Regions from separate parts of the Homo sapiens genome. Here region 1 is linked to region 2. Evidence: chromatin loops called from intact Hi-C (ENCODE). Cell type or tissue: left ventricle myocardium inferior. All regions are shown on one strand.

The links. A loop is a pair of places that touch in the nucleus more often than their neighbours do. Peaks named below come from ENCODE experiments on the same cell type or tissue, not always from the same donor. Only the 100,000 strongest peaks of a DNase experiment are listed, where the experiment ranks them.
Region 1: a loop joins it to region 2, with 3 times the contacts of the local background. A loop is called at or near these places in 64 of 110 quality-filtered maps.

The regions. Positions count from the first base shown.
Region 1 is chr5:170,643,106-170,647,105 of GRCh38, reverse strand. All of the region lies in intron 1 of KCNIP1 (potassium voltage-gated channel interacting protein 1), which reads right to left. The region is part of intron 4 of KCNIP1-AS1 (KCNIP1 antisense RNA 1); the gene reads left to right. Among named protein-coding and RNA genes, the nearest start is that of KCNIP1-AS1, 36 kb to the left of the region's middle. In left ventricle myocardium inferior, no CTCF peak of the experiment used is centred here; no DNase peak of the experiment used is centred here; H3K27me3 peaks cover 848 bases.
Region 2 is chr5:170,789,489-170,793,488 of GRCh38, reverse strand. The region is part of intron 3 of GABRP (gamma-aminobutyric acid type A receptor subunit pi); the gene reads right to left. Among named protein-coding and RNA genes, the nearest start is that of GABRP, 7.8 kb to the right of the region's middle. In left ventricle myocardium inferior, a CTCF peak has its summit at 1,931 (motif pointing right); a DNase peak (open chromatin) is centred at 1,958; H3K27ac peaks cover 2,498 bases.

The DNA of each region.
Region 1 (4,000 bases), 150 kb after region 2:
CGATTTCTTTCATCAGAGTTTTGTAGTTTTCTTCATATAGATCTTGTACATATGTTATTTGATTTATACTTATTTAGATTATAAGTATTTCATTTTGGGATATACCTTACCAATGTAAATGGTAGTGTGTTTTAAATTTCATATTCTACTTGTTCATTGCTGGTATATAGGAAAGTGATCGACTTTTGTATATTAACCTTATCCTGCAACCTCAGTATAATAGCTTATTAGTTACATGAGGTTTTTGTTTTTGTTGTTGATTCTTTTCAATTTTCTATACAGATAATCATGTCATCTGGAAACAAAAACAGCTTTATTTTTCCCTTCCCTATGTGTATACCTTTTATTTCCTTTTGTTGTCTCATTGCATTACCTAGGACTTCCAATATGATGTTGAAAAGGAGGAGTGAGAGGGGACATCCTTGCCTTGTACCTTAGTAGGAAAGCTTCTAGTTTCTCACCATTAAGTATGATGTTAGCTGGAGGATTTTTGTAGATGTTCTTTATCAAGGTGAGAAAATTCCCCTCTATTCCTTGTTTTTTGAGAGTTTTAATCACAACTGGGGGTTAGATTTTGTCAAATGCTTTTTCCACATCTGTTTATATGATTATATGATTTTTCTTCTTTAGCCTGTTGATGTGATGGGTTACATTAACTGATTTTCAAATGTTGGACCAGCCTTGCATAACTGGGATAAATCTCACTTGGTCATGGCTTATAATTCTTTTTATACGTTGTTGGACTCAATTTGCAAATACTTTGTTGAGAATTTTTGCATCTATGTTCATGAGAGATATTAGTCTGTAGTTTTCTTTTCTGATGTCTTTGTCTGGTTTTGGTATTAGGGTAATATTGGCCTCATAGAATGAGTTAGGAAATATTTCCTTTGTTCCTATCTTCTAGAAGAGATTGTAGAGAATTGATACATTTTCTTCCTTAAATATTTGTTAGAATTCACCAATCAGCCTATCTGAGCCTGGTGCTTTCTGTTTCGAAAGGATGTTATTGATTCAATTTCTGTAATAGACATAGGGCTATTAAGATTATCTATTTCTTCTTGTGCGAATTTTGGCAGATTATTTACTTTAAAGAATTGGTTCATTTCATGTAAGTTGTCAAATTTGTGGGCATAGAGGTGTTCATAATATTCCTTTATTATTGTTTTGATGTTTGTGTGATCTGTAGTTGATTCAGAGTATTTTTTTTTAATTTCTCAAGATTTCTTTTTTGACCTATGTTATTTAGGAGTGTTGTTTAATCTCCAAGTATTTTGGGATTTTCTTGCTATCTCCTTGTTATTGATTTTTAGTTTGATTCCATTGTGCTTTGAGAGCAGACATTGTATGATTTTTATTATTTTGCTTTTGTTAAGTATGTTTAATGACTCAGAATGTGGCCTATCTTGGTGAACGTCCCATGTGGGTTTGAGAAAAATACGATATCTGCTCTTGTTGGATGAGTAGCCTACAGATGTCAATTACATCCAGTTAATTGATAGTGTCATTGAGTTCAGCTATGCCTTGACTGACTTTCTGCCTGCTGGATCTGTCCATTTCTGGTAGAGGGGTGTTAAGGCCTCCAAGTGTAACAGTTGACTGATGTATTCCTCCTTGCATTTATATCATTTTTTGTCTTCTGTATGTTGACCCTCGGTTGTTAGGTGCACACACATTAAGGATTGTTATGTTTTCTTGGAGTATTGACACCTTTGTTATTATGTAATATCCATCCTTATCCCTAACAATGTTCCTTAAGTCTGCTCTGTCTGAAATCAATGTAGCTACTCTCACTTTCTTTTGGTTCTTGTTAGCATGGTTTTTAAATGTTTAAATCCAATTTAAACCCTGTTCCCCATTTAAAGCCTGACTGAGGCGGATTTGTGACCCACCTAGACAAGCTTTAAAGAGACTAATCCTGGTAATCATAAGATTTATTTCTAACATAACTACAGAGTCTCTTTGTTAAGTAACCTCTACAGACAACCAGGGACCTAATTTTCTGAGAAGCACACACTTTGGGAAATGCTGATCTACACCTATCCTTCATTTTACCAACAAGGGTGCTTATGCTCAAATTAGCCACTGAGCCAGCACTAGAAGCCTTAGGTCACACATAAGGAAGGTGGTGGACCCTTGCGGCAAGAGAGGCCAGTATACACATCTTCCTGAAAGAGCTGAGCAGAAGAGGTTGGATGCCTGACTCAGATCTTCAGGCCAAGCTATGTTGGGGCCCAGGGATTCTCTGTCCCCACTGGAGGCCTGAGAGTTGCCCATCTCAGCTGTGGGCATCTGCTTCACCATAATCACTGTAGCAAAGAGGCTTTTGCTGAAATGCCTGTGACTTGAAGTCAAATGCCTATTCTGGGGGCCTTACAGAGCTGACTGGACTCTGGGCTTCCAGCCAGTGTCCCCTGCTGATGGCCCATTTGTTTCAAGGTCCTTCCATTTTTCTGGTAGCTGGAAACCTCAGTCATTTTGAGTTCTTCTCTCCCTCCCTTGTCCCCAGACACTGTTGAGTCACTCATCATTTTTGTCTTGAGCTTACTTGGTGACCTGCCTGGGTGCTGGGGCCATGGGGACAAATCAGCACCCAGTTGGAGTGAGATGCAGGTGCTCAGGCTGCTCCTCCGCCCAGCCCCTTCTCCCCTCAATCCAGGATCCAGTGGAGTCTGGACTTTGCCTCTGGCCTCCTCCACTCTGATATAGCTCACTCAGCAAAGCCAGGCTGATGCCTACAGATATCAACACACTCAATCTCTGCTCAAGAGTCTCCCGCACTCGGCTGCTGACTGCCTCGGGCATATGTCAGGCCACTCTATGAGGGCAGGGACCTTGTTTCTTCATGGACACCATTACATCCCCAGGACCTGACACAGAGCCTGAGGTCACGTAGGTGTGTGGTGAATATTTGCAGAAAGAATGGGATGAAGGTGGCACTTGAAGTCCCTCATCATCTGACCCTCTTGACTCTGTTGGCTTCATTTCCCAAGACCCTCTATGGGCTTCCTCTGCTGGCAGACTTACTGAGGGCAGAGGGGCACTGGTTCCTGCTTCGGGTCAGCACTATCTGGGAAAGGTTTGCACTGGTGGTTTACAGATGGAGAAGGAAACGCTGAGGGGAGTTCAGTGACCCACCCAGTGAGCACTGGTGAGTGACAGAACAGGAACGTGTATAACTCACTTGTATATGTCACCTTCTCACTTCATCCCCAGGACCACTTGAGAGGGGCTGTGAGTGCCCCATTCGTTACACAGGTGAAGGCACAGAGCCAGGGGGTGGCAGCCCTGACCCATGGTCCCCCAGCCAGCTGCAATTAGAGCCCTGATGGCTGCCTGCAGATCCCCTGCCTTCCTGATGACTTCTCGTCCCACTGTGGGGATGGAGGGCGAAGAAGACACAGAGGCCACATACTGGAGACAGGCAGGGACCCTGCCCTAGAAGCTGAGGTCTGATGAGAGGCTCACAGCAGCCGTGGATAGTTTGTCTTCTTTATTCTTAATCTGGGGAAGGCGAGTCTCACTTCCTGGGCACCTATTATGCATCTGGTCCCTGATTTCAGGAGTCCCTTAGCTTGGGGGGTGAGTGGGTAAAGTGTTGGACTAGATACTAACTCCCAGCAGCAGAGCCCTGTGAGCTCCAGCACACTGCAGAGCAGAGAGGAGGGAGGGCATCAGGATCCTTGGGGCATAATCCTGGTGTTTTGGTTTCTCATAGCGCTGTCATAAATTACTGCAAATTTGCTAGCTTAACAAAACACAAATGTATTCTCTTACAGTTCTGGAGCCAGAAATGTGGAGTCAGTTGCACTGGGCTAAAGTCAAGGTGTTGGCCAGGCTGGTTTCCTGGGGAAGCTCACAGAGAAAACCCATTTCCTGGCCTTTTTCTGGCTTCCAGCCACCTGGACGCCTTGGCTCATGGCCCCTTCCAGGTGTCACTCCAGCCTCTGACTCATCATCATGTTTCCCCCTCTTCTGTAGCAAAATCTCTGTCTTCCTCTTA
Region 2 (4,000 bases):
TTCAGAACCTCCACACTTGGTCCAGTGTGCAGACTGTTGGGCCTCAATCCTGGAGTCTCAGCAGACAGATTGAACTTCAGAGAGAGAGAGTTCTATCTCTAGAGACTGAGGTGTCAGAGCCACCTTCAAGAAGCCAGGCCAGGTCAGGGAAGTTTACTTCTCTTTATATGGAGATGTGGAATAATGGACCTAGATCCCAGCTCTGTCACCTCCCAGTTCTTTATTTGGGAAAAGTTATTAAATCTTTCAGAGCTGCAGTTCTCTTACCTGCAAGTGGAGATCATACTGACATCACAGGGTCATGGGAAGGGCTAAATGAGATTAGACGTGTGACATTGTCTTTGTGGAGTGGCGGCAATGGGGAGTGTAAGAGAAGTGCCTGCCTAGCCGGACATCCTGAAGGTGTTCATCATTGGTTATCTGTACAAAGCTCCCAGCGTCATGTCCATCAGTCACGTAATAATAGGCGCTCAATAATGGCATTTCCCTTCCCTTCCCCCTCTCTTCCGTAATCCTAGCTAATTTTGGAAAAGGGACAACTTTATTCACCAGGCTAATAGATGCAATAGCATTCACTTGCAATAAATAACCCCCGGGGGTACCTCAGGGGACTGTGATAATGCATTAACCAGGAAGAGGCCAGGCGGATTTCAAAAGAAGCTTAAAAACATCTCATCGGTAGGAATACGGCAAGGCAAACTACTTATTAATCTAAGGAGACTAAGCCATAGGATATAGGTAGGAATTTGAAAATGAAGTGTTAGAGCCAATGCAATTGAACAATAATTGAATGTTAATATCTGGTGGGAAAGGGCGAGATCTTTGAGGGCACACCCTGGAAGGTGCTGGAGTGACCTGGTGCTAAGTGGCTTTCTGCCCCTCTGGGCAGCAAGGTGCAGCTCTGAGACGAGAAGCCTGGAGTCAGAGACAGGTGTTTGAATTCCACTCAGGCCACCTAACAGCTTTGTGATCTTCAGCAAATTTCAAGTTTCTCTGTGCTGCAGTTTCTCTTCTTTTTCTGTCTTTCTTTCTTTCTTTTTTTTTTTGAGATGGAGTCTCCCTCTTGTCGCCCAGGCTGGAGGTGCAGTGGTGCAATATGGCTCACTGCAACCTCTGCCTCCTGGATTCAAGTGATTCTCCTGCTTCGGCCTTCAGAATAGCTGGGATTACAGCACCCACCACCATGCCCAGCTAATGTTTGTATTTTTAGTAAAGATGGGGTTTCACCATGTTGACCAGGCTGGTCTCTAACTCCTGACCTCAGGTGATCTGCCCACCTCAGCCTCCCAAAGTGCTGGGATTATAGGCATGAGCCACTGCGCTTGGCCTATGCTACAGTTTCACACCTGTAAAACAGAGCTACTAGAGCCACTGTGGTTTGAATGTTTGTCCCCTCCAAAACTCTTGTTGACATTTAATTGCCATTGTAAGAGTGTTAAGAGGTAGGACCCTTAAGAGGTGATTAAGCCTCATGGTGGAACTGGTGCCATGATAAAAGGGCAAGTTCAGCCCTCTCCTGTCCTCTCTCTCACCCTCTCACCTTCCACCATCTGATGACACAGCAAGAAGGCCCTTGCCAAATTCCAGCACCTTGATATTGGACTCCTCAGCCTCTAAAACTGTGAGCCAATAAACTTCTGCTCATTATAAATACTCAGCCTCAGGTATTTTGTTATAGAAGCACAAAACAGACTGAGACAAGTGCCAACCATTGAGAGTTGGGTTGGCACGGTTACGGCATCTACTTTAAGTGCCATAGATCCGTGTTAGTTGCCCTCCCTGAAGAATGCAGAGAATGGAAAAGACACGAGAGCTCCACTGTGCTTTCTGTCCAGTTTATATTCTACACCGTCTAATCTAGGCTTTGCCTCAATTGGCTTTTCTACTGGACCAGAGCTTGCTCTTTCTTCCCCTTGAGTTATAAAAGCAAGCTGTGCCACCAGAGGGCAGCTTTCTCCCAGGAACGAGGTCAAAGCCAGCTCCTGGGTAGTGTTCACTAGTGCCTGCTTACAAACCTTTGCTTTGTCCAGCTCAATCCCTAAGAAATCCTATGAAGGTCTTGTCTCTTTTGGACTTGGGGTCCTGAAAACTGGGTGCACAGACATTACAGAGAGCAATGGCCCTCCGTGGGCCTCCAGCCTGCCATGCAAGTATAGGGATTTTCAGGAGTGAAGTGCCAAGAGGCACAAAACAAGGGGTATGGGGTTGTGCTTTTCCCTTTTTTAAACTGAAGACTCCATGCCCCATTTTCACCCCAGGTGGGATGAGGCATCACATCCCTTTAGGCCTACCCCAGGCTCCCTGTTCTCAGAATGAGCTCCTTGCCCAAGGACCCTGCACCTTGTTGGCCAGTGAGTAGGCAAACAAGAAGGAGTGTATTCTGACTTAATTGTTTGGGGTTTGGGAGGCAAGAGAAATTGTTGAGTGGCACTAACCAAGGCGTGCAGACTCACGTGCTTGTCATACGTGTTCAGTAGGGCCTGGGAAAACCAGGGGATATTGGAGCCTCTTTAGGTTCTTTAATGTCAGGATCTCACATCTTAATTGTGTCTCAAATCTGAATGAAAATGCATCTCTCCCATCTCCAACTGAGCAGGTGTGATTGACTGAGGGCCTCGGCTGCTGTGCTTTGGAATCTACCACCACACTTGCTCCGAGGCCACACTTCTCATGGGCCACAGCCAACCACAGACTGAACACAGTGGGGATATCAAAGTGGCCTGTTCCTGGGAGGCACAGAGATGGGAGACTCCTCTGAATGCACCTGTAGCTCAAGGACTCCCTGGTGGTCATTCCAAACACTGAGGACTGCCCTTCCATCTAAGATGCTTCCACCCAACCTCCCTTCCTTCCCTCTCTCCTTCCCTGAGGCCAGACCTGCAGGTCTGACAGCTCTCCTAGCTTGCCTCTCCCGCTGCCTCATTCTCCCTTCTAGACATAGTCCCCCTAAATAGCTTGAAGAAGTCATCAGCTCTTGGCATCTGCTGCCCGGAGGATCTGGACTACCACATGAATCTTAGATCAGACCAGAGGGTTTTATTATCTGAGGGGAGGAGCAAGGAGGAGAAGGGATGAAAATAACCCACACTCTGTTGATGGGGCAGGCACTGTGCCTCAGGCTTACACACTTCATTCAGTCTTCCCTGTGAGATAGATGGATGTCCCCATTTTACAGAAAGGGACAGTGAGGCACAGAAGGCTAAACCACTTGCCAAGCAGGAGAGCTAGGAGCCAAACTCAGGTTTGTTAAATGCCAAGGCTCTTTCTGTTGTTTTCTGCTATGAAGAGCTGTGCAGTTGGCCTCACTCCCTCCCTCCTTGCTTTATTCTTTCAACAGATATTAATCAGCAATTTGTTATATGTCACGCACTGAGCTTCTATGGGGGATAGTGAGGGAAATGAAGTCAGACTCCTTCTAGGGCTGCAGCCTGGAGCCGGGACAGACATGAAATCAGTTATAGCATAATGGGAACGGCTATGATTTTGAGGCATGTTCACAAGGAAGTGTGAAGAAAGGGGATGGGGCCTGGAGGAATCAGGGGAGGCTTCTCAGAGAAGGCAGCGTTTGCTCTGAGACATGATGGAAAATTGATATTTTCTAGGGAGTCAAGTTTAAAGAAGCAATTCCAGGAAGAAAGCCTCTGTAAAGGCATAGAGGCAGGAGAGGCCAGGGATGTCAGGGAGCATTCTGAGTACACTGGGGAGCATTGTAGGAGGGGAAGGAGCGGGGACTTGGGTGGATGAGAATGGCAGACAGATAAAGGCTGGGCTGGGAAGGGCCTAGTGTGCCTGGACTCTACGCGAGCATGCTGGGACACATACAGGTGTTCCAACAGGGCAATGACCCAGGAGGCATCCAGATGGCAGTTTGGGGAGTCAGCTGAAAGGGCTCAGGCTGGAGGGGGAAGACCAGATGGGGTAGCCTGGTGGCGCATGGTGAATTCATTGAATAATGACCCTGGAAGTGGGGGCAGGAGGACGACAGTGTGTGAGTGTTAGG